Linked DNA regions of Homo sapiens: all the other regions are linked to region 1. The links are chromatin contacts, found by Hi-C or POLR2A ChIA-PET in ENCODE. All regions are on one chromosome and are shown on one strand. The core of a region is the stretch at or near the end of the contact, and the rest is flanking DNA. Distances in the headings are between cores, read along the strand shown.

Region 1 (7,277 bases), core at 1,446-3,945:
TGGGCATGACATCAATTTATTATAACCAATAATTTCCAGTGCCTCCCAGTCACTAAATTGCCACCACACACACATGATTCAGAGGAAAGAAACTAGAACCAGCATACTCTTCAGTTGTTTAAGAAAAAGCCTGGTCTTTATATTTCCCCATTTATATAAACAAGCTAGTAATCAATTGACATAGACTCCACAATGTTTCCTGATAACTAGAGAAAACACACAGGTCTACCAGATGTTTATAGCTACTTGTGAAAAGACACATACCCAAACCTGAAGAGTACTGTGATCACAAAACTGAGCTTGATTTTTCTACTAACGACTATTAGTATTAGCAGCCTGACATTTAAACACACAAACCCATACATGCTTATTCTGCTCTAAGTGAAGAATTTTAATTTTGAAGATTGTTGGCCGGGCGTGGTGGCTCACACCTGTAATCCCAGTACTTTGGGAGGCTGAGGTGGGTGGATCACGAGATCAGGAGATCGAGACCATCCTGGATAAAACGGTGAAACCCCGTCTCTACTAAAAATACAAAAAATTAGCTGGGCGTGGTGGTGGGCGCCCGTAGTCCCAGCTACTCAGGGGGGCTGAGGCAGGAGAATGGCGTGAACCCAGGAGGCGGAGCTTGCAGTGAGCCGAGATAGCGCCACTACACTCCAGCCTGGGCGAAAGAGAGAGACTCCGTCTCAAAAAAAAAAAAAGAAGATTGTTTATTAATTTGCTCTACCCCATGATCCTGGTATGGTAGTGTTTTCTATTTCAAGTTCCTATAGACAGTAATACGCTCCATCACTAAGGCAGCAGGATTCCAGGACATTTGATTTTTGATATATGCTTCATAACGTTTGCAATACTAAATGAGAAGTTTAATTTCAAACTCCAATCTCTGTCTGCTCTCCTTTCTCTCCCCGGGTGAGCCTCTGAGGCGAGAGGTTTGATTCAGGAGATAAGACTAGGGCTGCACAGGCATGGTGTGCCTCGTGCGCCACGGAGTGAAACTAGACAGACAAGGGAAAACCCACCAGGTCTCGAGTCGGCAGGAGAACCAACGACCAGGTATTTGTTTCTAAAGACTCATATGATCCACTGAAGAGAACCACTGAGTCAGAGGCAGGGGTGGAGGTCGCAGTGAGGGAGGACATGGCACACTACCCACAGGCAGGGGTAGCAGCTCCCACTGTGGGGTTAGTCATCAGCTGGGGCTCTGAAGGCGGTGACGTGCTAAGTGACAGATCACCACCAAGATCCGTTTCCCATGAAAACACTTTGGAAAGAAGCTTTTATGTGGGCTCACTTTATACAAATAACACTTCAGAAAATAAACGAACACTCATTAAATTATGCACCAAAAGAAAGTAAACTGTGGAAGCTAGAAGAGACAGCAGTGTTAGATATTAATTAATAGGCTACAGAGAAGAAGAAATACATTTATCATCTGTGAGAAAACATGTAGGTTTGTCATTTTATTTTCCCTACACAGAAGCAGCCATAATGGCAGAGAGAGTGAACAAATATTCCCAGGGTTTTGGGGCACAGCCTAAAATAGTCCTCCAAAAAATACCAAATTTCTTTTCTCATTTTTAATCATAAAAATTCACACTAATTTGCAATGATACTCTAGGACACCCATGTTTATCTCATAAAAAAAGTCTCTCTCCCAGACCTCAGGTAAAATTAATGTTCTAGGAACGTATGCCACGCATTTCCACTGGCTATCCAGTACCACTCTCGCGTGTCAGCACATTCCAAAATTAGTTTAATTTAAAAGAAACAAGACCAAACAAAACAAAGCCAAAAGGAAACAAACAAAACCTAAAAGGGGAAAAATCCTACTAAGATAACTGAAACAAATATTGTCTAATATATTTCTCAGAAAGGGTCTACTCTTGACAAATGTTTTTTATATTAACACAGCATTTGCAGTCAAAAGAAAAATAAGCCACTCACTATCCAAAATGGGAATAAAAGTCTTTTCTTCTATACCTCATTTTTGGAAATAAAAAGTCTTTGGCTGAAAGCAAAGGAAAGAGTTACGTCCACATAACCCTTCAGAATGGGAAGAATCAGCGTCACCAAGTCTTCACTTCGCCAACTAACAACAGTATTTTAAAAATTGTTCATTCTGATTTTTAGAACCAACTCATGATGCTGGCTATCTGTGAACAACAATACCTTCTAGTATGTTATATAATATTTCATTTCAATGTTAACAGGATATTTTTCTTAAATTTCCAGGTGCCTCTCTCATATGCTCTGTATCTGTTAATTCATCAAACACTCAAGTGCCTCATATGTTAACCTCTAAATGGAATACAGAAATAATTAAGACAAGACCCAATCTACTAGAAAAAAAAAGTTGAATATTTGGCACAAATAAACACTCAAAGAAAATAGATCTTCCAGAATATACTATCCAAGCAAATATTCAGTCTTGCTAAATTTACCAACAGGTTTTTAAAATCCTCTGAGAATGAGGGCTGCGTTGCCATGTGACACAGGTAGTACCTGGAATCTAGTAACTAAAATTGAAAAGCTTATTTCAAGATGGAGTTAGGCTTCTTGCCCCTGCCCCACCCGTTGTCCTGAAGTAAAAAGCCACTAGTGGGGTCAAGCAAGATAGGGTCCCCAGATGGGGTGAGGGTGGGCTGGTGCAGTGGCCCAGCCTTGGGGCGTCAGGTAGGCCGCCAACCCTTGAGTTGAGTCACATAGGGAAGGCACCGGGAAGGAGGCATTGCAACAGAGGATTGCTCACTTACAGCGGAAACTGATGCAGTAAGTAAATGTGGCTGAGGCCAATGAGCAGCTAGATTTCTCAACTGTCAAATAAAGCAATTACAAATACAGAAAGGGAGAGAAGAGGAAGAACCCTTTGGGGTTGAAATGGGATTTGGAGTATCAGGGGGAACCCAAGGACACACACACACATGCACATTTTCCCCTGGTCAGCCCACTGCTCAGGAGTGGGCCAGCCAACACCCACAGCAACGAGCACACCCACAGTCTAGATCTTGGCTTCTAAATGTTTTCCACTAAAAAGAACCAGAGACTCTTCGAGAGATGGCAGACTGCAAGGCTAGGGCAGGGAAAAAATAACAGCCTGAAACATCTTAGTATGCCAGAAAGAAATTGCTCAAACAGTTATAGGGGCATATCAAAAAGATACAGAAGGCCAGTCATGGTGCCTCATGCCTGGAATCCCAGCACTTTGGGAACCCAAGGCGGGTGGATCATTTGAGGTCAGGAGTTCGAGACCAGCCTGACCAACATGGTGAAACCCCGTCTCTACTAAAAATACAAAAATTAGCCAGGTATGGTGGCGGACGCCTGTAATACCAACTACTCGGGAGGTAGAGGCATGAGAATTGCTTGAACCCAGGAGGCGGAGGTTGCAGTGAACCGAGATCGTGCCACTGCACTCCAGCCTGGGTGACAGAGCAAGGCTCCATCTCAAAAAAAAAAAAAAAAGAGATACAGAAGCCTGCAACAAACAGCAGCCACTGGACACGTCTAAGGTGATGTAAACATGGAAATGTATAATAATGGTAAGAGATTATAACTCATTAAATAAAATAGGAATACAAGAGTGTATACTCATACAAGCACACACATAAGTAAATGGGAAAAGGAACAAGCTTTTCCTTACTTTCAACTAATAAAAGTAGAAAGAATAACTGGATTAGAAAATCACCATTTAGCAACCATCACACTATTCATTTATTCTGCCAAGAAACATCAATTAATGCTAAAACTATTGGGGGTGGGAGTTTGATGAGGAACAGGATATTTACAGTCTCTCCACAATGACACTCACTAAATATAAAAAGACAGAGAGTAACTTTACAGTGGAGAAACCTGGCCAGGTTTTCCTAATCACTCTACCTTAGTTAAATGACCAAAGTTAATACTACCAATAACAGAGCAAACCAAAATCACAAACTGTTAGGATACAAAGAGAACACAGCAACGCTTCTGTAGTATCTGCACACTTGAACCTAATCATGAGAAAATAAATGCAAACTGATAAACATTCCACTGGTCTGTAAGCTCCAGAAGTGTCAAGGTCATAAAAATCAAGAAAAGGATGGAGACCTGTTTCAGACTGAAAGTGACTAAGGACATAATGCCAGTGTTCGTAAAATGCCATCCGTTTTAATAAAACTTCAACTTATACATAGACTTACGTAAGAAGAATAAAGCGATATATACCTGTATGCCGTGAAGCTTTTTGTTTTAAGGAAAAAGGGTTAAGTAAAAACCTTTATCACTGAGCTTCAGAGACTGGAAATTGTGATATGAATTCAATATTCCATGGGAAAAAAAAACCTGCTAAACAAAAATAACAAATAGCAGGATCAGTTGCTATGCAACAATAAGAAATGTTTGCATGAAGTCAGCAGAGGAGGAGAAAGGGCAGTAAAAATGAATCTTTCTATATTTTCTATGTTTAATTCTCAGGGCAGGTTATAAATAGTGAATCAGAAACTGTTCCAACAGACAGGTATTTTCTTAGAAGATACATAGTGGCATTCTTCAGTTTCTTAGTGTGGAAGATGTGAGGACAACACTATAAGCTAAAAAGAAATCTACTGGCATGTGACTGATCTGTACTGAATGACAACTGAAATGGCAAGTTCAACACAGAAAGTATACAAAAAGTATACAAGTGCCTTAAATTTTGTAATGAAGACTCTTTGAGGTTACTACAAGTTAGTGTCGTTAAAATACTGAGTAAGTTTCTTAAAGCACTTGTCTTCAACTCTTAGTCCGTTATTTCTCTTCCTGCCTACTGATTAACCTTGGTAAAACTTTCTGAATGTTTCTAGGAAAAAGCATGGAAAAGAAAAAAACAAAGTTCAAAAACAAGATCTGTAACCTTGGAATATGATTTGATTATAATCACTCACTAAACAGATTAGCCAGTACCTTTTATTGTCAGATTTTAAAAATACTTGGCCACAGGGAGTTAGTAAGGCCTATTATAGCCACAATTCTGCATAATGTGCAAAGCAAAAGTGCTTAGCAGAAAAAGAGGCTGAAGGCACCATCACACCTTAAACATAAACCTCTTAAGACTTTATCTTCCTGTCATTGCAAAAACCCTACATTTAATAGAAAAACTAATCCCCATTTAAACAACGTCTAGAAGAGATACAGAGACACTAGATGGATACTGGAAAAGTAATGCTTTGAATCTCAAATCCTATTTTCTTGAGTTTTAAAATTACAAATAGTTTTTTTTAGTCAAAGAAAACTAGAATCTAAGTTGTGATTTTAAAGAAATCATAATCAAGAAGACTGCGAAATGGAGGAAAGTGGAGGGAGAAAAGGAGAACTGCATCTTAAGAGCAGGGGTGGGCCAGAAATAGACCAAGTCTTAGAAAAATGAAGCAGCTGATTCAAAACTCAGCTCAATATCTGATTGGATTAAGGTTACGTGGTCCAACCTTAACTGTCTGCCAGAAGCAAAATTATATCCTCACTGGAGGACAGTAATCATATCCAAAGACATTCCAGTTTTTTTTAAATACAATGTTTGTGATTCAGTCAAAAGCTACTAAACATGCCAGCTGTTTAAGACCAAGTGACTGAAAACCAAGAAAAACAGACAAGAGAAACCTATACTTGTCAGATATGGGCTTTGAAATAATGTGATTAATATGTCCAGGAAACAGATGATAAGATGTAGAAGTTTAGCAGACAATATTAAACTATTAAAAATATCAAATGAAATAACTAAAATTAAAATACACAGCTAAAAGTTAAAATGCAATAGGTTTAGGCTGGGCACAGTGGCTCAGGCCTGTAATCCCAGCACTTGGGGAGGCTGAGGAGGGTGGATCACCTGAGGTCAGGAGTTCATGACCAGCCTGGCCAACATGATAAAGCCCTGTCTCTACTAAAAATACAAAAATTAGCCGGGCGTGGTGGCAGGCACCTCTAATCCCAGCTACCTGGGAGGCTGAGGCAGAAAAATCACTTGAACCTGGGAGATGGAGGTTGCAGTGAGCTGAGATTGCACCACTGCACTCCAGCCTGTGCGAAAGAGCGAGACTTAGTCTCAAAAAACAAACAAAGCACAATAGGTGTGATGGCAGATTAGATACAACTGAAGAGATATTAGTATAATGAAAGGTGTGTCAGACGGAAAAAATCCAGAGATCTTAGAGTGAAAAAGAATACTGAAAATAACATAAAACACGTATAGGACTCAGTGAAAATGTGTAATATATATGTAACTAGAGACCCAGAAACAGATGCAAAAATGGGACAGAAGCAATATTTATAAAAATAATGGCTGAGAAATTTCTAATACTGACGAAAGATGTAAACCCACAGATTTAAGAAGTTCAGTGAATCACAGCTGAATAAATACAAAGACAGTATAACTGGGCACATCATAATAGGACTACTCAAAATCAAAGAGAAAAAAAATTTCTATTATTTGACTATCAAGGGAGAAATAATCCTAAATACAGAGAAAAGATAAAATACCTTCAAAGAAAAAACAATACGACTTGAGAGGTGATTTCATCAGAAAATAACTGAAATCAGAAGGCAATGGAATGATATCTTCCAAGCGCTCAAGAATAGTAAGACGAACAAACAAACAAAAAACCCCTGCCAATCTGGAATTCTATACCTAGAAAATATATCATCCAAAAAAAAAAAAAAAGTAGGTGGCTTAAAGACAGGAGAACAACTTCAAGACTTGGGGTAGGCAAAAGTCATGGACAAAAGGTGTGAACAGACACTGCACAAAAGACAGGCACATGATCAATAAGCACATGGAAAGGCACTCAGTATCACTAGTCATAGGGAAAACGCAAACTGAAATCACAATGAAGTAAATGCACTACACACCCATCAGAATGTCTAAAACCATAAAAGACTGAGAATGCCAAACAATGATGAGGACATGAAATAACCAGAACTCTCATACGGTGCTGTTGGGAGTTAATAAGATACGGCTACTTTGGGGAAAAAACACATGGCAGTTTCTTATGAAATTAAGTATATACCTATCCTCTGACCGAGCAATTCCACTTCTAGGTATTTATTCAAAAAAATATTAAAAAATGTCCACAAACAAAATCTTGTTCAAGAGTAGTCAAAGCAACTTTGTTCATAATAGTAAAAAAACTAGAAATACTCCAGGTGAAGTTTACTAAGCAATAAAAAGGAATGAGCAACTGATACACACGACTGTATGGATGAGCCTCAGAAACATGCTCAAGTGAGAGAAGCCTTATACAAGAGTCCACACGTATGATTCC
Region 2 (7,277 bases), core at 1,991-4,490, 120 kb before region 1:
GGGTTCAAGCGATTCTCCTGCCTCAGCCTCCCGAGTAGCTGGGACTACAAGCATGCGCCACCACGCCCGGCTAATTTTGTATTTTTAGTAGAGACGGGGTTTCTCTGCGTTGGTCATGCTGGTCTTGAACTCCCGACCTCAGGTATCCGCCCTACCTCGGCCTCCCAAAGTGCAGGGATTACAGGCGTGAGCCACCGCGCCTGGCTGATAATGGACACTCTGTAGCAGGATCAATGCACAGCAGGCCACTGTGGCCAAGACCTGAGGTCCCACGCCCATTCAGCTCCATCTGGGGTGTGTCACATCCTTCACTGCAAACCCCACCTCAGCCACTACTGTACAGCTCTCAGATCCTCAGCTTCCTCGTCTGTAAAACCAAGGAATGAATCCGGGACTCAGCACAGGGGGATGCTCCGCAAGACTCTCCGGCGCCTGCGCGGCTCTTCCCCAGCTCCCCCTGCAGCTACGTCACCTCCCACGGCCTCCTCCGGCGCCTGCGCGGCTCTTCCCCAGCTCCCCCTGCAGCTACGTCACCTCCCACGGCCTCCTCCGGCGCCTGCGCGGCTCTTCCCCAGCTCCCCCTGCAGCTACGTCACCTCCCACGGCCTCCTCCGGCGCCTGCGCGGCTCTTCCCCAGCTCCCCCTGCAGCTACGTCACCTCCCACGGCCTCCTCCGGCGCCTGCGCGGCTCTTCCCCAGCTCCCCCTGCAGCTACGTCACCTACCCCGGCCTCCTCCGGCGCCTGCGCGGCTCTTCCCCAGCTCCCCCTGCAGCTATGTCACCTCCCACGGCCTCCGGCGCCTGCGCGGCCGCGGCTCCGCCGTTCAACCGCATGCGCGACAGCGCTGAGGCCCGGGGAGCGAGGATCTGCCGCCGCTCAGCCCGGAGCCCGCTCAGAAACCTCGTTCTGCCGACTCGGACGGCAGCCGCCGTTTTGGATCCTGCATTCATTTCCTCCCAGGCTCTGGCTTGTCCCGTCGTTGGTGTCATCTAGGAGCTGCCCAGTCCCGGTCTCACTCATGTGAGTGTGGCGGGCTGGGCGTGTGCAGAATCTCCAGGAGGCACTTTTCTGCACACTCTGGAGAGCCTGCCTGGCCCTCCAAGCACACACCCGTCACTACGCAGACCCGAGAAGGCTCTGCGAGGTGGTTGTGGCTTCCACCACATGAGCACCAGGAGCTGACCTCTTCCCTTCCTCCAAAGTGGCCTCTGGGATGTGCTGCGTGCCAGGCGACATCTCTCCCACCGAGACTCAATCCTCCATCTCCAAGTCCAGCCAAGGCATCCCCGTCAACCCTGCCCTCAAGCAGCACAACTTCTCCCCTGGTCTGGAGACAGAGGAGAAGGAGGGGAGGAAGAGGGTGGGGGCTGGGGGGAGCTTCAGCTGACAATGAGGTGGAAGGAACTAGAAAACATTTCTCCCTCTGAAATAGCGGCATCGGGTCACCAAAGCCTCAGATCAAGTGCAGCTGGAGAAGGGGAAGTGAATGAACTCTTTATCTGGACTTTCTTTATCAAAAAGGTTTAAACTGGATCTAAGGCACACTAGGTGTTTTTGCCCTCGGTGCAAGGTTTCTGCTCCGCAATGGAGCCGTGGAGCAGACAATGGCTGGAGCCCAGCCTGCCCATCAGTGGGGCCTGCACAAGGCTGAGGCGATCTCAGGAATCAGGGCTGGACCCCTTCCAGCTACTGGTCTGCCCACCCCAGAGGCCCCTGTCCTTTGAGTTTCCCGTTATTGGTTTCCCTTTCATTCACTCTTACGTTCAGAGGTCGGACCTAAGAGAACAGAGACACACTGGGTAGTGCAATATGAAGCGGGGCAGCTGGGGTCAGGGTCAGAAAATGGGGCTCGCACTCCCTCCAGCACCTCCTGGCTGGGTGACCCACAGCCACCTCCTCTCTCCTGGGACCTGCGGCTCCTCCATGCCCTGCCTCCTTGGTTGATGAAGAACCAATGGCTGTGTGCCACAAACTACTAGGTTCCATCACAATGGAGGCCATGGGGGCCTCAAGACCAAAGACCCCAAGACCCCTGAGTACAAGCAGGGGCAGCCAGGAATTGGGCCTCTGCTGGGTCCTGGAAACCCCAAAAGCTAAAGGCCCAGGGCTTCGCTCCAAACCTCTCCCTCGAGGCCACACTGAGGACTAAAGGAATTGCCAGAGCTCAGCCTCAAGGGGCTGTTCCTCAATGTGGTGTTGAGGGTGGGATTTGGAAATACAGGCCCAGGTTCGAATCCTCCCTCTGCCAATTGCCAGCTGCCAGACCCAGGGCAAGATCCTATGCCTCTTAGATTCTTGTTTCCTCAATGACAGAGATGGAAAATAATCAGGGATGACAGCCTGGAACAGCAAGTTGTAAGGGTGTATGCATAGACAGATCCCCACTGCGGAGAGCACGCATCAGGGAAGATGCTGCAGCCCCCACCCTGGCTCCTGAAGTACAGTTCAGGTGCATAAGGGCCTCCAGGTCTTTCCTGTCAATGTTCTTGGGGACTATCCATGGTCCCCCACCAACCCCACCCTCCTGACCTTGGCATGCTCAGGGCCAGTGTAACGTCTTTTGTGCTGTCTACTTCTGTTCCAGTCAGGGAGTAGACCCTGAACCTCAGGCTTGGCCTGAAAATTCTCTTCAGCTGCACACAGCTGTCCCCAGCACAGGGACAGGAACAGGAACCAGCAGCGAGGGGCCTGCCATCCCCCAAGTGACAAGGCCCTACAGAGGAACTCCCATCGCTCAAGGCAGGGCACTTGCCCCTCTCAGTTCTCAGGGAGGGATTGCATCAAAGTCAGGGGCTGGGCTGGGAGGACTTACTTGCTAGAGGGAGACAGGCAGGTGGACACTGGATGGGGGAACGAACGTGAGGGTCTGGGTGCAGAGGCTTCCTTGTCGCTTCAGAAAATGTGACACTCCTCATTGCAGCCCCTCTCCCAAAAACCAATCCTCCCCAGTCATCACTAACTCCCAGGCAGTGACGGGGAAGGAGGGCCAGGGGGACCCTTGGGCAAAGCCGGGGGCTGGGCCCTGTTTCTCCTACAGCAGAGAAAGAACTCGGTCAACCATGGTGGCTAGAAGCCGGGGGCTTGGGAAAGAAAGGTCTGCTGTTTGCCAAAATGTAACAGCTCCTCTCCCTCACTGAAGCCCGGGAGAGCAGAGAGCCGTGCCAACCTCTCCAGCCTATTCCTGAGGGCACCTGCCCCCATGCAACCCGCGGGCAGGAGCAGTTCCCTCGCCCGCCGCCAGGGTGCGCCCCGCTCCGAGCAGCCGGACGCCGTCCTCCCGCCGCGACGGGGCACCAGCCCGCCGAGAAATGGCTGCCCCGGGGCTCCTGCGCCCTCTGAGAAGAGTTTGTGGGCTTGATGAGTTTGCTTTACCAAGTATTCCCAAGTACGATGCCACGTGGGGAAAAAGGAACCCTTGTGGCGGGTGTGGACGAATGTAAATACAGACACCCCCGGCGGGCAGGCAGAGGCCCAAACAAGCGGGCCCGCCTGGGGGCCGGCTGCGGGGCGGACCTTCTTCTCCCAACGTTCTAGGCGGCATCTTGTATTTCTGGTGCAATAGAAAAGTTTTAAAAACGTAACTTGGCTTTTTTGCATGTACTACAGGCTCATGAATACTCTGTTCTCTATGTGCACGCATATGTATGTGTGTGTGTGTTCGTGTTTGTGTGTGCATATGTGTGTGTATGTGTATGTGTGTTGTGTTCGTGTGTTTGTGTGTGTTCATGTGTGTGCATGTGTGTGTAGGTGTGTGTTTGTGTGTGTGTGCACGCACACATGCTTTAATGTCTCTGGCATCTGGACCCGCGGCCAGGTGCAGGCCTGGTGGCAGAGTAGGGCTCTGTGTCCACACTAGGGAATTTGGGGGGTCTGCGGGCCAGGGGTACATTGGGAATAGGGGAAAGAGTAGAAAAGGGTCTGGAAATCCAGAGAACATTTTTCCTGAGAGAGTCTCTTGACAAAAGCAGCTTCTACAACTACAGCAGTCCCTCAGCTCTCACAGCTGGGACCTACTAACCCTTGCGCTGTTCTCAGCAAAACTCCTCAGAACTCAGCCACAAAAGGCAAGTCAGCAGTTCACACTTGTGTCAGCCACACAGAAACTGTATTCCACCAAGAACAGCCTGCCCCTAATACAAATAGGGCAGGGGATGGCAAAAGGTTCTGTCCCAAGTCCCCTAAACTGGAGCCACAGAGGGGAGACCATCCACAGAGGAAGCTCTGGGCTCCCGGGGGGGCTCTCAGGACCCCCCACTGCTTGGTTCCAGGGTGAGGCTCTGCCTGGCTCCCCTCATTCCGGAACCACAACTCACAAGCCAAGAAACACAAAACCAAAAGCCACATGAACAGGCACAGACAGCGAGGGAGGCAGGCCAGGCCCCAGGACAGCCTGGGGCACTCCATCAAACTGAATGACCCTGTGGACTCCAGTTAACCCTGAGCTTGCCCCTTTCCCCAGCCATGGTGAAAAAGGCAGAAATGGAGGGGCCTCCCCCATGCCTTGGTGGCCCAGCTCACTATTGGGCCTGTGGAGGACCTGTCCAGCAGCTGTTAGGAAGAGAAGAAGGTACTGGAAGGGCCTGATTAAGGCTGTCTGTGCAGCTGGATCGTGGCTGGGGCAGAGTGGGAAGGAAGGCCAGGAGAGTGGCGTGTCCGATTATGTTCTCCAAAGACGGCCACAACAGTACCTCCCATCCTGTCACCCCTCCCATCAACAAGTGGAGTCTGTGTCCCTTCCCCTTGTATTTGGGGGGAGCTTGTGACTTGCTTGTTACAAATAGAATATGGTGGAAATGATGCAGCATAACTGCCAAAGCTCAGTAGGAAAGGCAATGAAGCAGACACTCACCTCTGGAGCCCTGAGCCTGTAGTCAAGAAGTCTGACTGTGATGAGGCCGCCATGCTCTGAGGAAGCCCAAGCCACATGCAGAGGCTGTTGTGGCCAACAGCCTGGGCTGAGGTCGCACCAACAGCCAGCATCATGTGGGGGAAACATGAGAGATGACATCTTCAGATGGTTCCAGCTGTTGGGTCCCTCTCAGCTGTGGAGTCTTTGCAGTGGAGGCCTCAGACTTTACAGGATGGAAGCAAGTCAGCCCTCCTGTGCTCTGTGCAACTTCCAGACCTGCAGAACCAGGAGTATGGGAAGATGGCTGTGGTAAGCCGCTAAGTTTTGGGGTGCTTTGTTAGAAAACAGCAGTAACTGGAACAGATGGCCCAGGGAGAGATTCAGAAAACTGTGCCAACCAACATTCTGCTCTTTTCACTTTCACGGATGCTGCCGGGACCCAGGAGGCCACAGGTCTTTTGAAGAGCTGTCCCCTCTTTAGCAGGTAATGACTCAGGCTCAGGGGATGTGGGAGCTGCCTCTGGCAGGGCAGCCCCCTCTGCCTGGTGTGCAGGGAACCAAAGTTTGCAGCTTGTGCAAGGCAGACCTGGCCTCTTCTTCTCAGGCCTGAGGAAGGTGCTGCTGGCCAAGACTGACTGTCCGTGCTGGCTGAGCTCTGGGGCGGATTGGCCAGTCCTGCTGGTGTTTCCAGGCCTGATGGATGAACAGGGCCTCCAGAGTCATGGGTGACTACAGCACCGGCTCCTTGTCAGGCCCAAACGAAAACCACTGCTGCTGTGGCCTAGCGACCTTAGAGAGGAGACACACCTTGCCTTTGCCACTTGTTTCTGGCCTGGGCTCTGCACTCCTCTCCATCGGCTACTCTGACTCATCGGGAGTAGACAAAGGGACAGAAGTTTCCAGGAAAAGGGAAAGAGACTGCAGGCAGGTCCTGTGGCTGTGGAAGTGGGTCTGGGGAGCCTTGACAAGGCCCCCCGCTCCAGAGGCCCACATGGCCAGCAGCAGCCAGGCCATAAGCAGTCAGCAGCTGCCATCATTGCCTATCAGACTATCTGTTTCCAAGGAAGAGGCTCCAGGAAGCCACAACACAGACGCCTTTATTCTCCCTGCTGAGATGCCAGCCAGGGACTAAAGGGCAGGAGAGAGGCCTCCGAGGTATGGGTTTGCCTCCCAGAATGTGCAGCCGGAAATGACCTTGACCTTCTCCCATCCCCATTGTGCACATGGGAAAGGAAGGCCCAGGGAAGCGGCCGATCCAAAATGTGTCGTTGCCAGGGCAACCCGGCCGCAGCGCTTGCAAGCCTGGGAAAAAGTTGTTGTTCATCACGGGGGTGGACGTTTGTCTTGTTTTGATTTTTCAAAAGCCTGAACCAACTCAGCTTTTTAACATGCTGCTCCAGGACACGGTGCTACTTGCAGACAGCCTGAGGAGCAGATGCAGGCAGAGCTGATGGTGTTCAGACACCCTCGCCGATTCCAAAACATCCCTGCTCGGCTCCTGCCTCACTTCTCGGCAGACAGCCCTGTCCTGTCTATACCCAAGACCCAAGGGTCAGGCCGATTCCTGTCCATTTCCCTCAATCAGCAACTTTGGTGTAGGAATGAAGTTAAAAGATCCGAGTTCACTGTCCGCAATATGATGCAGTTGCCCTATTTTCTCTTCCCTGAAAAGTTAGGAAACTTTGACATTAAGGAAGTCGTTTGTCATGATTTCTCATTGTCACACAAGTTTAACCACTGTCACATCAGACCAAAAGGCAGCGCTGATCCAGCTGTGTGTGGCATGACTCCAGACTTCTTGGTGAGGAATGGAGATCCTTACGGCAGAATTCAAGCTTCCCTTGTTGCAAAAGAAAGCAAATTCCCCCTCCGGAGAGGCCTTCTCAGCATTGGCCCCAGCTGGAGGCTCTGTCCATTTAACTCCTAAGCATCTCACTTGGGCATCCAGTGAGATGAGCAGGGACCACAGCCATCTCCTAACTCCCCAGTCTCCATTGTGGGGTCCAGGCCTAGGTGGCTCCCAGGTCCTGATTCAGCTTCACAGGGCTGCGGTGCCCTCCTCAAGCCCCGCTGCTTCACCCAGCCTGACTAGCACGGCCTCCAATCCCCCTGTGCCTGCCCCTTCTCTCAGGCACCTCCAGTCTGAAGGACGGTGGGGCAGCTCACTAGTGTGCACCTGCAGGAGGACTCAGTGAGAGGAGGGAGACAGGGCAGCCAGGCACTGCTGTGCTGTGCCCACCCTGCCTACTGGACAGGCCGAGGGCAGGCCATGGGCACCCATGCTCAGGTTTTAAGAAGAGAGAGATCATTCAGAGTGGACCGAGCCATTCCCACCAGCCATTCTACATCGGCGCCCGAGAGGCAGTGCCTCTTGCGTGTGGAGGAGCACACATGAGAACTCCCTGGAGCACTCCCAACTGTAGATCA
Region 3 (7,277 bases), core at 1,902-4,401, 87 kb after region 1:
CCACAGGGTCAGCAACAGAAGTGGGATTTTAGACACTGCCTGGGGCTAATTCCACTGTCATACCATCTAGTGGAACCTGAGAAAAGGTGCAACTCCTGGGTGGCACAAACTACTTAACTCACTTCATGATTTTTTGTGCAGGCAGCACAGAAATACAAATAATTCTGGATTCCCAGCTCAGGTACAAGACACAACAACTATACTATAGGGGAATGGTTAACCTATGAGAAATATTTCTATCTGAAGGAAATCCCACTCACCACCCAGTACCTTTAAAGACATTATCTATACACCAAGTGCTTTTTTTCCAATAAAGTTTACACAGAGCTGATGAAGGCAGGGTCAAAAAAGATCTCAATTTCAATAAGTAACAGTCTAGAAATTAGTTGCAGTTAAAAAAAAAAAAAAGCAGAGACGCTCAGTCAAAAGTATAATTGTTACCTTTATATATCCTTTTACTATGACCCCTTTGATAATTGTTTTAGAAGCCAAAATGTATACAAAGCAACATGTTTTTATTTAGAAACTTAACCATGAAAATAAAAATACATGATTTCTGAACAGATACAAGTAAGACTAGACTAATGCCAGGTTAATCTCTGGATCTCTATAGGAAAAGTGAAGTTCATTTCTCATTTTAAGAAAAAACATGTATTGAATGTGGCTTCCATTATGGAAAAAATATTTTTTCAAAATATAAATAAAAAAGAAAAAGAAAAAGAAAAAGAAACATGTAGGTTTAACCAGTAGCACGTGCTACAACTTCTTCAGGAAACACTGCAACATTTACTCTAGGGGAAAAAATTACTTTCCCCTACAGACACGTACCATATTCTGTTGTTGTTCACTAACAATGTTTTCAGTCTTCTCAACAAAGGAAAACCATCCAGTTTCCTGATCTCATTGTCAGAAAAATCAATAGCATCAAACTGGTCTAACGTAGCACCTAGATTTTCAATGACGGGAATTTTATACCCTATAAAATGGAGGAAAAAAACACAAGAGGTATTAATATAACTAAACAGTTGCCCCTTAAAGCATTAGCTGTATTTCATAGTATCTGACTCCAGGCTTTGATTTATTCAGGAAGTATTACCTAGCACCTATGTCGGGTCACGCATGACTTGCCGCTGTTTAAGATACTAGAGAGAAAACGCTGAACGAGTCTCAAGTCCCCAGTGCCATGAAGCTTAGAATCTGATGACAACAAGGACAAGGACAATAACAATGGCTGATATAGGCAGCTAACATTTATAAGAACATTTACAAGGTGCCTCACACTGTCCTAAGTCGTTTGGGCTAGTTAAGCGGAATCGGCACAACAGGAGTTTACACTTGGAGCTGCTTAGTCTCAGTGCCCAAACGGCGTTCAAACATTGTGGACGACAGTTCTCCACTCTTGCATCTCCACAGGCCAGATTCTTAGAACCCATCAGAACAGCCTCAACATATCACGACAGTTCTCCCTCCCCTCCCCCAGCTCCAATTCAGAATTGAAGATCAATGGTTTAAATACAGTAATAAATCTGTGAACACTCAAATGTTAATTTGTCTAATTTGGGCATAATTATTGTGTTAGGCACTATAAGAAAAGAAATATTCCGAAGAAGCAAGGTCTACTAAAAAAAGAACTTACCCAAAGTTAAAGGACACAATTCAGAGCTGTACTACACGTACTGCATCAAAATACGTATTCTCAACACTGCACATGCTCCATAAAGAGAAATGGCAGAGATCATCAAAAGTGGTGAGTTGGGCCGGGCGCAGTGGCTCAAGCCTGTAATCCCAGCACTTCGGGAGACCAAGGCGGGCGGATCACCTGAGGTCGGGAGTTCGAGACCAGCCTGACCAACATGGAGAAACCATGTCTTTACTAAAAATACAAAAAATTAGCCGGGCGTGGTGGCGCATGCCTGTATTCCCAGCTACTCGGGAGGCTTGAGACACAGGAATCACCTGAACCGGGGAGGCGGCGGTTGCAGTGAGCCGAGATCACGCCACTGCGCTCCAGCTGGGGCGGAAAGAGCGAGACTCCATCTCAACACAACACAACACAAAACAGTGGGATTTCCCAAAGGTCGGCAAGAAATCTAAGCAGATCCCGCAGCGATGCTGCTCCGAGGCCATAGGTCCCCATGGGAACAAATCTCAGGCTACGACAGCATGGTCTTATCCTCAGAGAAGTTGCTCTATCACGTCCCTTTTAAAGCCGTCTCCTGAAATGCCAACTAGCTAGCTGCCCTCCCAGTATCTTACCAAGTCTTGCTAAGGTTGAAATAGTACAGGAATCTGAATAATTGCGAGCGCTTCCACAACTTACACACAGCACCCGGCGGTGCAAGCCTGGGTGACACAGTTCAATTTTTAAAACGTCTTCATATAGGGGAAACGCCAGACAATTAAAGCTACTAAGTAGAAAATACTGGAGGAAACAATCGCGGTTGTTCGGGGACTTAGTTTCCTCCCTCACATTAGGAATAATGAACACATATCCTATCTACGCTCAAAATATCATCTGGCGGCAAGTATTAAGAACCAATCCCGCGCCCTGCACTTGCGTTACAACCATTAATGAGCCGCTCTTCCGGGCCCTCAAACAGCCAGCGGCGAAACAGCCAAGCAAGGCCTAACAGGGCCCCACGAGGACGCACCAGGAAGTAATGAAGTCACCCGTGCCTGTCAAGAGGCACGGCGCTAACAGAAGGCTCCCAGGAGCTTAACCGGATGCTCATCTGGCAACAACGGCAAGAATCAGGCCCGGCGTTCCCTGCGCAGCCCGGTCGGAGCCCAGACAACCGGCCCGCGGGCCAAGCTCCGGCCTTCGGTGCACGCGGCAAAGCGCGGAAAATAAGGCGGCTCGGTGCCGCCTGGGGACTGGCCGCCCACGCCCCCGGACTCACCCCGGAGGTCCAGCTCCCGGTCGCGCACCGCGTTGGTGTACTGCGCCGCCTGCTCGATCAGCTCCGCCGTCAGCTTGACCATCCTGCAGCCTCCCGTTCCCCCGCGCTGTGGAAAGCCCGTGGCCTCCCGCCAGCGAGACGTCCCAGCGTGCCCCGCGCCCCGCCGCCAGGCAGCACCAATCGCAGCCGCCGAGTGCGCGCGCAGCTCGACCGCCAGGCCGAAGCAATCGAAGAGCCACGCCTCCGGGGGCGTTCTTGCCGGAAGTCGTGGCGCGCGCACAGGGGATGTGTCTCGTTCTGGGTTGTTTCCTAGGGTGTGTTTCGGAGTCTGGAGGACCCCTGATTCCAGACGTTGGTGTTTAAAAGTTAAGGCGAATGTGGAAACACCCGAGGGGAACTTTCTCATGCATTAGCGCACCTCGAGGTGGGAGGGGAAGCGGTGACTGTCCTCCCTCCACCAGCCGTCGCGGGAACCCGTGGGGTTCAGTGAAGGGTCCAGCAGTTCAGGTGCCCGCCCCGGGCCTGGGCCTTGGCTCCGGGCTACAGTGTGAGATCCCGGGCTAGGTGGCCCGCCTGGGGCAGGTCGCCGGGACAACCCCACCGCCCCGCAAGTCCAGCCCGGCCTCGGGCACGGTAGGGTTTGCGGTTAAGCTTGTGACCTTTAGACTTCTGAATATTCATATGTATGAAATGTGATATACATAAAAGTGTGCATATCAGGAATTTACAGTGATTAATGACCAGAGTGAACACAGCTGCGTAGCCGACACCGGGATCCAAAACACCGCTATTCTGAAAGCCTCCCTCTTTCCCAAAAGGCAACCGCGAACTCAACACTACAAATTCGGTTTGCTTGCTTTTGCTATAAATAGAATCATGCAGTATGCTTTTTTTTTTGGCCTAGTTTCATGGAGTCTATATTATGTCTGGAGTCCATCCAGGTTGCATACAGAGATGGTTTGTTTGCTTTTGCTGCTGAAGAGAATTCCATTGTATATATTATACCATAAATTACTTATTCTGCTGTTGATAGACATCAAAGTTGTTTTCAGTTAGGGCTATTCTGAGTAATGCTACTATGAATTTTCTGGTACGTGGTTCTGATGCACGTTTGCATGAGTTTGTCCTGGAGTGGGACTGCTGGGACATAGGGTATATCTATCATCAATAAGTAATGCCCAACAGTTATGCTAAGAGGCTGAAATAATATACACACTCCAGCGGTGTGTAAGGGTTTTCATGGCTTCCAGCTTCAGCCTTCTTGGCATTTTAACTCTATAACTTCAGCTATTCTGATGGGTGTGTGGTGGTATTGCACTACTGCTTTGCTTTGCTTTTCTCTAATAACTAATGAAGCTGAGAACCTTCTCATGTGTATGGTGCCCATTCTGATAGCTTCCTTGGTTAAGTGTTCTTTCGAGTCCCTGGCTCATTTTTTTTTTTTCCTTATGGAGTTGTCTGCCTTTTTTCTTATTGATTTGTGGAATTTCTTTATATATTAGGGATATGAACACACTCTGTGGCTTGCCTTTTCACTCTTAATGGTGTTGATGATTAGATTTTTTTTTTTTTTTTTTTTTTTTTTTTTTAGACAGGGTCTCACTCTGTCACCTAGGCCGGAGTGCAGTGGTGCCATCAGGACTCACTGCAGCCTTGACCTCTCAGGCTCAAGAGATCCTCCCACCTCAGCCTCCCAAATAGCCGGGACTATAGGCACAGGTCAACAGGCCTGGCTAACTTTTGTATTTTTTGTAGAGACAAGGTTTTGATATGTGGCCCAGGCTGGTCTCCAACTCCTGAGCTCAAGTGATCCACCTGCCTCAGACTCCCACAGTGCTGGGATTACAGGCGTGAGCCGCCTCGCCTGGCTGAGAAGTTTCCAAGTTTTATGTAGTTCAATTATTTTCTTTAGGTTAGTGGATTGGGTGTGTGTGCATGTGCATGTGCCTTAGGAAATCTTCCCTTACCCCCATCATATTTTCCTATGTGGTCTACTAGACGATTGTTTTGCTTTTCACATTTAGTTCTGCAATCCACCCGGAGATGATTCTCCTTGAACTTTTATTGAAGTATGATATACATATAGAAGAATGCAAACTGAACACACCCAACCAACTAGCATCCTCGTAAGAACAGGACATTGCCACATTCCAGAAGCCCTCCTCCTGTCTTCATCTAGTCACCACCCTTGCCCCAAGGGTAACCATTATCCTGCCATCTTGTATAGATTTGCTTTATCTAGTTTTGTATTTATGCAAATGAAGTACCTTGCATATTTTTTGCTAAACATTATGTTTGTGTGTAGATGTAGTTAATCTATTCTCACTGTAATATGGTATTTCATTGTGGATGTTTTACAATTTACTTATCCATTCTGCTGTTGATGAACATTTGGGTAATTTTCACTCTTTTATATTATAAATAGTGTACCTACAAACTCAATAATATATATCTTTATGTGAACACATATACTGATATACTCCCAGGGATGGAATTACTGGGTCATAGGGCTTACTTATGTTCAGCTTAAGTAGGACATAGTTTTCCAAAGTGGTTGCCAACTTAAACTCCTTGCTAACGTTTAGTATTGTCTTTTTAATCTTAGCCATTCTGGTAGATAGGTAATGGTATGAAATTGTGGTTTTAACTGTATTTCCCTAATTACTAACACAATTGAGAACTTTAAAAAATATATTTATGTTTGTTTGGATAACCTCTTTAATGAAGTGTCTGCTTAGGTGTTTTGCCCATTTTTCTATTGGGCTTTATTTTTAAACTGATTTGTAGGAGCTCTTTATATTTTTTCAATAGGAACCTTGTGAGCTATGTCTGTAGTGAGTATCTTCCCCCTGTGGCTTGGGTTTTCACTCTCTTAATGGTATCTTTTGATGAATAGAGGTTCTTCATTTTAATACAGTCTGATTTATGAACCGTTCCCTATACAGCTAATAGTTTTCGAGTACGCTGTGAGAAACTTTTGCCTACTCCAAAATTATATTTTCTTCTAAAAGCTTTCTTCTTCCACCTTGTCCATTTAGATCTGCAGTCTCTCTGGCCTAGATTTTTGTGCATAGTCTAAGGTAGGGAAGAAGATATATTTTTCCCCATATGGATATTTGGTGGACCCAGCACCATTTATTGAAAAGACCATCTTCTCCCCCACTGCTCTGCAGAGCAGCTCTTTTCAAAAATCAAGTGTCCAAATATGTGAGGGCCTCTGCTTCTGAACTAGCTGTTCTTTTCCATGGGTTTAGTCAGCTATCCTTGCAGAATACAAGCTTTAGAAAAAGACTTGGTATTTGTCCCTCAAAAAAAGCTCCCATTTTTTTCTCAGATTATCTAGTAGTTATCTGATTATTCTAATCCTTTGCATGTGAACATAAATTATAGATATATGTGAAAAAGCACCCATGATTTGATTTGTAGTGTGTTGGATCTGTAGAAGAATTTGGAGAGAATTAATATCTTTACAATATGAAGTATTCCAATCAATGGGCATATTATAGCCCTACATTTATTGAGGCACTCTTTAATTTCAGCAGCATCCTGCAGATTTTGTGTCAAGGCCTTGTATATCCTTTACTAGATTGTCTAGATATTTGATAGATTTTGATGCTACTGTAAATAGTACCTTTTGTTTAAAAACTCCATTTTCTAATCATTAGTTTGATATATTTAAATACAGCAGATTTTTGTATATTGGCGTTACATCCAGCGATCTTGTGAAATTTACTTAAGTTTATCTGTAACCATTCTTGTGGATTTTCTACATACATAACCATGCTATTTGAGAATAATGATAGTTGGCTGGGCGTGGTGGCTCACGCCTGTAATCCCAGCACTATGGGAGGCTGAGGTGGGTGGGTCACCTGAGGTCAGGAGTTTGAGACCAGCCTGGCCAACATGGTGAAACCCCGCCTCTACTAAAAATACAAAAATTAGCCGGGTGTGGTGGCACGTACCTGTAATCCCAGCTACTTGGGAGGCTGAGGCACGAGAATCACTTGAATCAGGGAGGCGGAGGTTGCAGTGAGTGAAGATCATGCCATTGCACTCCAGCCTGGGCAACAGAGTGAGACTCGGTCTCAAAAAAAAAAAAAAAAAAAAAAAAAAAAGATAGTTTTATTTCCTCCTTTCCAATTATTATACTGGTTCTGTATTTTTTGCCCTGTTACACTGGCTGGGATCTTTAGCACAATGTTGAACAGCGGTGGTAGTGGATATGCTTTGGCAGGCATCACTTCATAGCCCGGAAGAAAACTCTAACCAATGATCGTTAACATCACCAATAATGGAACAGATCGTGTACTCCCTGCTAGAATGCAGACAGAACACAGAATCAGCCTGTGAGATTCGTGTCAAAGATGCATGACTTGA
Region 4 (7,277 bases), core at 2,402-4,901, 70 kb after region 1:
AATCTTCCGCCTTGGTTCCTACAGTGTTCTAGTGTGTTTGTTCTTTCCTTCCTCAGCAGTAACTTGCAACTCTTAGCCAGAATCACCAAGGATTGCTTATTTTCGTTTGTGAGTCCCATCTTCCCAGATTTGAAATTCTCAGGGATGGGATGAAGACAGACTGCTGTGGCATCATCCAGAGTCCCCGGGGCAGTGCTGCACACAGGAAGCAGCTTTGGATGAGCATCTGTCTGCTACTCCTTGTTATTTGCAAGAAACAAGGTGGTCCCAGCCAGAAAGACCAAAACCACTGTGTTCCAGCTCCTTGACACTCATCTGAAGATTGGCAGACAATTCCTCACCCTACTTAGCTCTCCCTCTACGGGGCTGCAGAAGGATCAAGTTAGAATACTATAAGTACAATCCTTCTAAGTACTTAGTGAGGACCTAGGAGGTGATTTGCATCTGTTTCCTTTATTGAATCTTCACAATCCTAAGGAATTAGTCTTAATTTATGGACAAAGAAACAAACAATCTTGTTCCTAAAAGGTAACTATATCCTGTAAGTGTTGAAAATCTGTTAACATTTGACATCAGTGGTGCTTACCTCCTCCCCGCAAAGGCTTTCTGTCCGATTTCCGTTTCAGGACAGATGAAGTGGAAGGCCCAGGACTGTCTTCCTCCTGTTTGAACACACACAGTAGTGTAAGAAGCAATTAAAACATTCTACTTGGCAATCTTCATCTACCGCATGCCAGCCGGCCGAGGTCTCCAGTCACCTGGGGCTTCTTTGCATTTCCTTTGTAACTTTTTCCTTCTTGCATGCTGTCCCACATTTCAATCTTCTGTCTCCTTTTTTCTTCTTCAAGCTGAGAAACAATCACATTTTACAGAAAGAATTCAGAAGCTGCCATTTCTCTCAAAGACAAAGCTAACTCTGATAATTCTTAATTTAAATGTCTTTCAGAACAAACTTCACCCTCGTTTTCTTTAGTTAATAAAACTGTTGTGATCTGGTAGTGTGAGTTTAACTCACATAGAGCAGCTTTGGTTTTTGTACACTATTAAAGAAAGCAAAATGTTTCATGAAAAAGATTACTGACTCCATTCTTCTGAAACTCACTCCTGTCAGGACATTTTTGGTAATGGGGAAGACACAGGCACATGCACACACACACTCACATGCTCCCTGCTCCAGCCTGTCCCTCCTTTTGTGCTCTGGACCTTTCATGGTAATATATTCACACATCTAGTGTTCCCTAACAATCGTGTATTCTTCTTGATATCACCAATACTTACATGGTAGGAACTGAAATGCTTATTGAATCTAATGGGATAGGACCTGGTCCTAGAAGCTTATAGACAACACAGACACAGGCATCGTTAGCCACTAAACCTCAGACAATTTCTATGCACACATTCAAACTGAAACCAGTTCATACTTGTTTCAGTTTTTCCTTATGCTTTTCAACTTGCGCATTTAGTTCTTCTTGCATTTTCAGTCGAGCAGCTGCTAAAGCTTCTTGTCGTTTAACAACAACATCAGGTTCTAAAATGTCAGAAAAAAATGGAGATAAAGCACTGTGTACAATATAAAATAGAAACTTTTGAGTGTCCATATTATTAAAAGTATAAAGAGGTATGGATATCAGACAATGAAACAACATATTTTTACATAAGTACTCCTAACCCCTCTGCATACATTTTACTGCTTCAGGGGGCAGGGGTCTGTTGCTGAGCCACGGATTTTAGCCCGAAATATCTACATCACCAGAAATCTGTTAGAAATGCCAATTTCTGAGTTCCCCTGAGCAATTCCGATTCATAAAGCCTGGGATAGTGGCCACACAGAGCACATCTTGGATACCTCAGTGACACCCACAGTCTCTAGGCTGACTAGAATCCTGGAAGACTACCAAGGAAATATAAAGTTTTCTAAATCATTATCCATCCCTTAATTAGCGCAGAAGATTCTTAAGTATTTGTTTCTACAGAAAAGAAAAATCCTTCCAAATAGCATTATGAATAGAAATGAACTCATTTCTATTCATAACGTCTACTCATAGAGTCTCGCTCTTTGCAACAAGGCTAGACTCCATCTCATAGAAAAAAAAAAAAAAAAGAAAGAAAAGACAGTCTCACTCTGTTGCCCAGGCTGGAGTGCAGTGGCACAATCTCAGCTCACTGCAATCTCCAGCTCCCAGGTTCAAGCGATTTCTCCTGCCTCAGCCACCCTAATAGCTGGGATTACAGGTGCCCGTCACCACGCCCCACTAATATTTGTATTTTTAGTAGAGACAGGGTTTCACCATGTTGGCCAGGCTGTTCTCGAACCCCTGACCTCAAGTCATCCTCCTGCCTCGGCTTCCCAAAGTGCTGGGATTACAGGTGTGAGCCACCGCGCCCCACCGAGAACCATATACTTCCTACTTTTTTTTTTTTTTTTTTTTTAAAGACAAGGTCTCAATCAATTGCCCAGGCTGGAGTGTAGTGTGGCCCGAGCATAGCCCACTGCAGCTTTGACTCCCTGGACTCAAGTGATTATCCCGCCTCAGCCTCCTGAGCAGCTGGGACTACAGGTGCGTGCCGCCACTCCCGGCTATTTTTTTTTTTTTTAAATAGAGACAGGGTCTTCCTGTGTGGCCCCTCTTACTTTTACTAAGAGACTAACTCTTAATATAAAGGAGGTGCAAAACCACCGCTTTCATTTCGGTTATCAGGCACTAACCCACAGCAGCCGCAGCTCGGTCCAGCTGCCTCTGCCTCAAGGCTCTTAGCCGGGCGGAAAGCTTCTGAAAGACCACGTAGAGAAGGATGCAGCTGAAGACGATGTACCAGCCATAGGTGGCCAGCAGGGAGCCCACTGAAAAGAAAAACAGTTTTCAAAAAACTAAAAATGACACTACTAGTTGACCTTTCCATAAGACTCAACAAACACAAAGTGTAACTCCTGCCCTCAAAGCCTTCATGGTCTAGGCTGAGGAAAAAGCCTCCTAAGTAGATCGTTAAAACACGAACTCAAGAAGTGCGACAATTCAGGGATCACTGAGAAGTGAGACTTCCCAACCATCTGGGGAGTCGGGGGCAGTTAGAGTGTGGAGGGCACAGCAACTGGGTTTTGAAGAATGAAGAGCAACTAATCTGAATCAGGAAGGCAAAGGCCTTTCAGAGCCACATAGAAAGGGGTGACAGCGCGGGGAGTCAGGAGTGTGTATGGGGCTGTGTGGGACGGGTCCCAGAGGCAAACGCCAACGGCCGAGTGACCCCAGTAACTACCACAGGAAGGGCTTGGTTCGCAAAAAAGACTTGCGCAAACAAGGGACAGCCGAGCCGCCCAGGGAAGTGCGGCTCCCGAGAAGCCTCCGCGCAAGGTCCGGGCCTGCTGCCCAAGGTCCGCGTAAGCGCCAACGCCCGACCGTTCCCAGGCCTCCCAGGCTCCGGCGCCCGGTGCAGCGGCGGACGACCCACCCATCATGGCTGCGCGTCGCAAAAGTGGCGGCGCGCGCCCGGCTGCCCCGCAACGACTCACCCGTGGTGTGCAGGAAGCGCAGCCCCTCGGTCTCCAGGGCCGGCCGCGCGGACAGAGACTCCTCTTGGCGTTCCATGACCGCCGCCGCCGCCGCCGCCCAGCCCTGCCGCCGCGCCTCCAGCCGGGCGCTTCCGGTGCGCTCCTACGCACACGTGGCGCGCCCGGACGCGGTCGTGGTCCCGGCCAATCGCAGGCCGACCCCGCCCCGTCGCTGGGCCAAACGCAGGGGGGCGTGGCCGAGGGGCGTGGCGGGGGAGAAATCCCGGCTACGCTCGCCGGGGCCGGGACAGCGCGTGTGGGAACGTTCTGTGCTATCTCTTGGCTTGAGTCGGGGGTGGAGGACGGACCTCGTTCACGGATTTCTTACCGAATTTCTACTTTCTTTTTTTTTTCTAATTGGACACTGAAGCCAAGGAAGTCAGTGGTCGCCCGGAAGCAGGATTTGCACCCACATCCTTGCCCGGGGCACATTGGACAACAGGGCTCAGTTGGTTGACGACTCCCAGCATTTGAGGGTTGCAGCCAACGTCCACCCCAAGTGAAGACACGAAATGTGAGCAGCCTCCTGCTCCTGCTGCTGGTGATACCTTTCAGGCCAAGAAAGTCCCCACCGATCCTCAAGGTTCTTTCTCCAAAATCAAAGCCTTTTAGGAAAGAACGATCATAGTAACTGCTCTAACCTGTGTTGAATTATACTGTATCACCACAAGACACGATCACAGAGTTACTTATAATAGTGTCCTGGCTGTGTTCCTCTGCCTGCAACGCCGTCCCGCACCCTCTTCCACCACTCAAACGTCACCACCTTTATGGTGACCATAACCATCCTATTTGAAATGTGACCTTGGGTTTTTCTGGAGCATTTGAAGTGCACATACCTAGCTGTGTTTCAAAAGAAGGGTTGGGAATTGGGAATAGAACTGAAAAAATAATGAATAGGTGACAACATCCGAGTGCTGCGTCACCACTGTCGCCAGGAGCAGTGTGGGGAAGGCAAACCATGACATGAAGCGTGAACGCAATCAGTGTTTCTTCAATGCAGGTTTGCCAAGAAGTTCCTCAAGGGGGACAGCTGCAGGGATTTGAGCACTGACCTCATCAAGCTTTCCCAGCAGTGTGTTCAGAAAGCAATAAAGGGGACCTGGCATTCATGAGCCATAGCAAAGAGAAGCCTGAAAGCTCTTCTTCCCTGTTGGCCACCTTGAAAATGGACTCCTCAGATGAACCGAGGACTCTGGATGTTATCCATAAAGGCTGTGAAGATAGCTTATCGATTTAATGAGGAATTTTAGGAGGGAGAATTTCCTTCTTCATGTTTGCCTTTCCGTTGTAAAAGGTGATGAACCATCACCACTCTTTGCTTTGCTACAGATGATTTCTCACTTGCTCTGGCATCTTGCAGGAACATTTATGTGCTAAATTGAATGACTTCTATGGAATTAGTTGCAATTCTCAGTCCCAGATTAGCTTTAAATCCGCCTTACATCTAAATACTGATAAACTAGACAGGATGAGCAGGGTTGCCTCAACTATTTTGTTAGGCTGTGAAGGACATTAGGTATACCGTACTGGGGTCATAGTTCATGGAAAAAAATGGTTAGGGCCTCACTTTTCTCTCAGGAAACTCATACCAAAACAGTTTCAATCAATGCTTGGGAGCAGTTTTATTTTTATACAGTAACTTAACAGGATGGTTTAACACAAGAGTTCCCCATCTTGACAAGGTGTCAGATGAAGACTTGAGAGCTTCAAGAATGTTGCAGTGGGCCAGGAGTGGTGGCTCTTGCCTGTAATCCTATTGCACTTTAGGAGGCTGAGGCAGGAGGATCACTTGAGGCCAGGAGTTCAAGACCAGCCTGGGCAACACAGCAAGATCCCATCTCTACAAAAAAATTTGGCCAGGCACGGTGGCTCACGCCTGTAATCCCAGCACTTTGGGAGGCCGAGGTGCATGGATCACCTGAGGTCAGGAGTTCAAGACCAGCCTGGCTAACATGGTGAAACCCTGTCTCTACTAAAAATACAAAAATTAGCCAGGTGTGATGGCGGGCGCCTGTAATCCCAGCTACTAGGGAGGCTGAGGCAGGAGAATCGCTTGAACCTGGGAGGCAGAGGTTGCAGTGAGCTAAGATTGTACCACTGCACTCCACAGCCTGGATGACAGAGCAAGACTGTCTAAAAAAGAAAGAAAAGAAAAGAAAAAAAACCCACAAAACTTAGTTATGGAAGAAGATCCTAAATTGCAAAGATTTGTTGTTGCCGGCTTTCAATCCATGTCAATGAATTAAAGTCAACGTGCACAGTATAAAAATGCCAAAATGTTGCATCTGATTAAATGAAGGGAACGTTTGCTTTATTTGCCTTGTTTAGCTACCTTATCCTGTAATGTCTGTAATCACAAAGATGGAATAAATTGTAACATTTTAGGTTCTATCATTAAAAAAAGGCAACAATCCTTTTCACTCAGGACTTTGCGATATAAAATGGAAACCAGTATTAACTCATGAAAATAATGCACATTCTAAGCATATAGAAAACCAAAGTATCCTTGTAAACTATTGTGAACTATTGTATACATATATACATATAATGCATATATTCCACTAAAATCTAATAGATATTATTTGAATGCATGGATGATGGCTTTTCAGTTCCTAGCACATTGATCTTATGGTCCTATTGATAGAAGTTACTCATCCTAGCCAGGAATTTGTTACCTTTGTCCCTTTAATCAGGTGTTATAACCTCACCTGGCTTGGCTTGTCTAGAACTGGAAAGGTATTTCAACAAACACTTTGCTCAATGTAATTGCTCAGGTATTATTTGCAAAAAGAGGACAAAGGTGGACAGTAACCAGGGCTGCCACCTATCACTGACTGTTGTAGGCTAAATGATTGGCCGAGGCTGAAAGAGTGGCCCTAATTTGTCACTCCTTCTCACAGCCATATCCTTGCTATGGCAAGGTCAAAGGAGTATATTTCCCCATCATCCTTTGACTTTGTACTTGGCGAGGTGGCTTGCTTTGGTTAATATCAAGTGGGCAGAAATAAGTGTGTCAGTTTTGAGTGTAGGTAGGCCTTAAGAAGCTCCTAGTGTTTATTTCTTGTGCCTTTGCCGGGTGAGCTGGCTTATCTGAGACCTGTAAAGAAACCAAGCCACCCCAGTTAATCCAGACCTACAGTGATAAGCAGAGCCAACTACATAATAGTGTTGTTGATTAAAACCCCTGAGTTTGGCCAGGCGTGGTGGCTCACGCCTGTAATCCCAGCACTTTGGGCGGCCGAGGCGGGAGGATCATGAGGTCAGGAGATTGACACCATCCTGGCTAACACAGTGAAACCCCATCTCTACTAAAAATACAAAAAATTAGCCGGGCGTGATGGCGGACGCCTGTAGTCCCAGCTACTTGGGAGGCTGAGGCAGGAGAATGCTGTGAACCCAGGAGGCGGAGCTTGCAGTGAGCCGAGATCGCGCCACTGCACTCCAGCCTGGGGGACAGAGCAAGACTCCGTCTCAAAAAAAAAACAACAAACAAAACCCTGAGTTTTCGGGTGGATTGTTATACAGCATTATTGCAGCAAGAGCTAACTGATAAAGTGCCAAGCTTTTCACAAAAGTATATGCAACAAGATGGGATTAAGACTGTCGTGGCTAAGGGGGATCAGAGAGATGGCAATGAAACAGTAGTGTTCTTCAAATATGAGTAACTTACGCCCCTTTCAACAAATGTTCTTGTAGACTCTCCATATGACCTTTATGTTAACTATGT

What was found. A loop is a pair of places that touch in the nucleus more often than their neighbours do. ChIA-PET counts read pairs that join two places held with the same protein, here RNA polymerase II (POLR2A). Pooled maps may share reads with other maps.
Region 2: a map of SK-MEL-5 shows a loop between it and region 1 (5-fold over the local background). The contact joins two enhancer-like sites. A Hi-C loop is called at or near these places in 3 of 168 maps with a recorded cell type or tissue (MCF 10A, SK-MEL-5 and naive thymus-derived CD4-positive, alpha-beta T cell), 5 of 37 single-sample maps with no recorded cell type and 11 of 50 pooled maps. POLR2A ChIA-PET finds 5 or more read pairs at or near these places in 4 of 52 experiments (AG04450, MCF 10A, activated naive CD4-positive, alpha-beta T cell and 1 more).
Region 3: a pooled map shows a loop between it and region 1 (2.9-fold over the local background). The contact joins the promoter of SNRPA1-DT here to the enhancer-like site in region 1. A Hi-C loop is called at or near these places in 2 of 37 single-sample maps with no recorded cell type and 7 of 50 pooled maps. POLR2A ChIA-PET finds 5 or more read pairs at or near these places in 4 of 52 experiments (MCF 10A, OCI-LY7, activated CD4-positive, alpha-beta T cell and 1 more).
Region 4: a loop to region 1 is called in a pooled map, with 3 times the contacts of the local background. The contact joins the promoter of SELENOS here to the enhancer-like site in region 1. A Hi-C loop is called at or near these places in 1 of 37 single-sample maps with no recorded cell type and 9 of 50 pooled maps. POLR2A ChIA-PET finds 5 or more read pairs at or near these places in 3 of 52 experiments (A549, Caco-2 and activated CD4-positive, alpha-beta T cell).

Annotation. Positions count from the first base shown.
Region 1 is chr15:101,205,261-101,212,537 of GRCh38, forward strand. All of the region lies in intron 2 of CHSY1 (chondroitin sulfate synthase 1), which reads right to left. Among named protein-coding and RNA genes, the nearest start is that of CHSY1, 43 kb to the right of the region's middle. RefSeq lists a silencer at 469-634. Within about 2 kb of position 2,696, at least 9 of the 41 ENCODE cell types and tissues checked have a DNase peak (open chromatin) inside an H3K27ac peak, as active enhancers do.
Region 2 is chr15:101,085,716-101,092,992 of GRCh38, forward strand. The region is part of intron 1 of LRRK1-AS1 (LRRK1 antisense RNA 1); the gene reads right to left. Among named protein-coding and RNA genes, the nearest start is that of LRRK1-AS1, 62 kb to the right of the region's middle. RefSeq lists a silencer at 3,158-3,397. Within about 2 kb of position 3,241, at least 4 of the 41 ENCODE cell types and tissues checked have a DNase peak (open chromatin) inside an H3K27ac peak, as active enhancers do.
Region 3 is chr15:101,292,197-101,299,473 of GRCh38, forward strand. It overlaps SNRPA1-DT (SNRPA1 divergent transcript), which reads left to right and starts at 3,152. Exons shown (of 2, transcript NR_186319.1): 1 at 3,152-3,533. It overlaps SNRPA1 (small nuclear ribonucleoprotein polypeptide A'), which reads right to left and starts at 3,052. Exons shown (of 9, transcript NM_003090.4): 1 at 2,901-3,052; 2 at 829-976. The coding sequence starts at 2,982. RefSeq lists enhancers at 1,009-1,088, 2,006-2,637, 3,201-3,250, 3,311-3,400 and a silencer at 2,781-2,970.
Region 4 is chr15:101,273,834-101,281,110 of GRCh38, forward strand. SELENOS (selenoprotein S) reads right to left here and starts at 3,652. Exons shown (of 6, transcript NM_018445.6): 1 at 3,509-3,652; 2 at 2,708-2,842; 3 at 1,422-1,528; 4 at 759-848; 5 at 587-662. The coding sequence starts at 3,584. RefSeq lists a silencer at 3,528-3,857.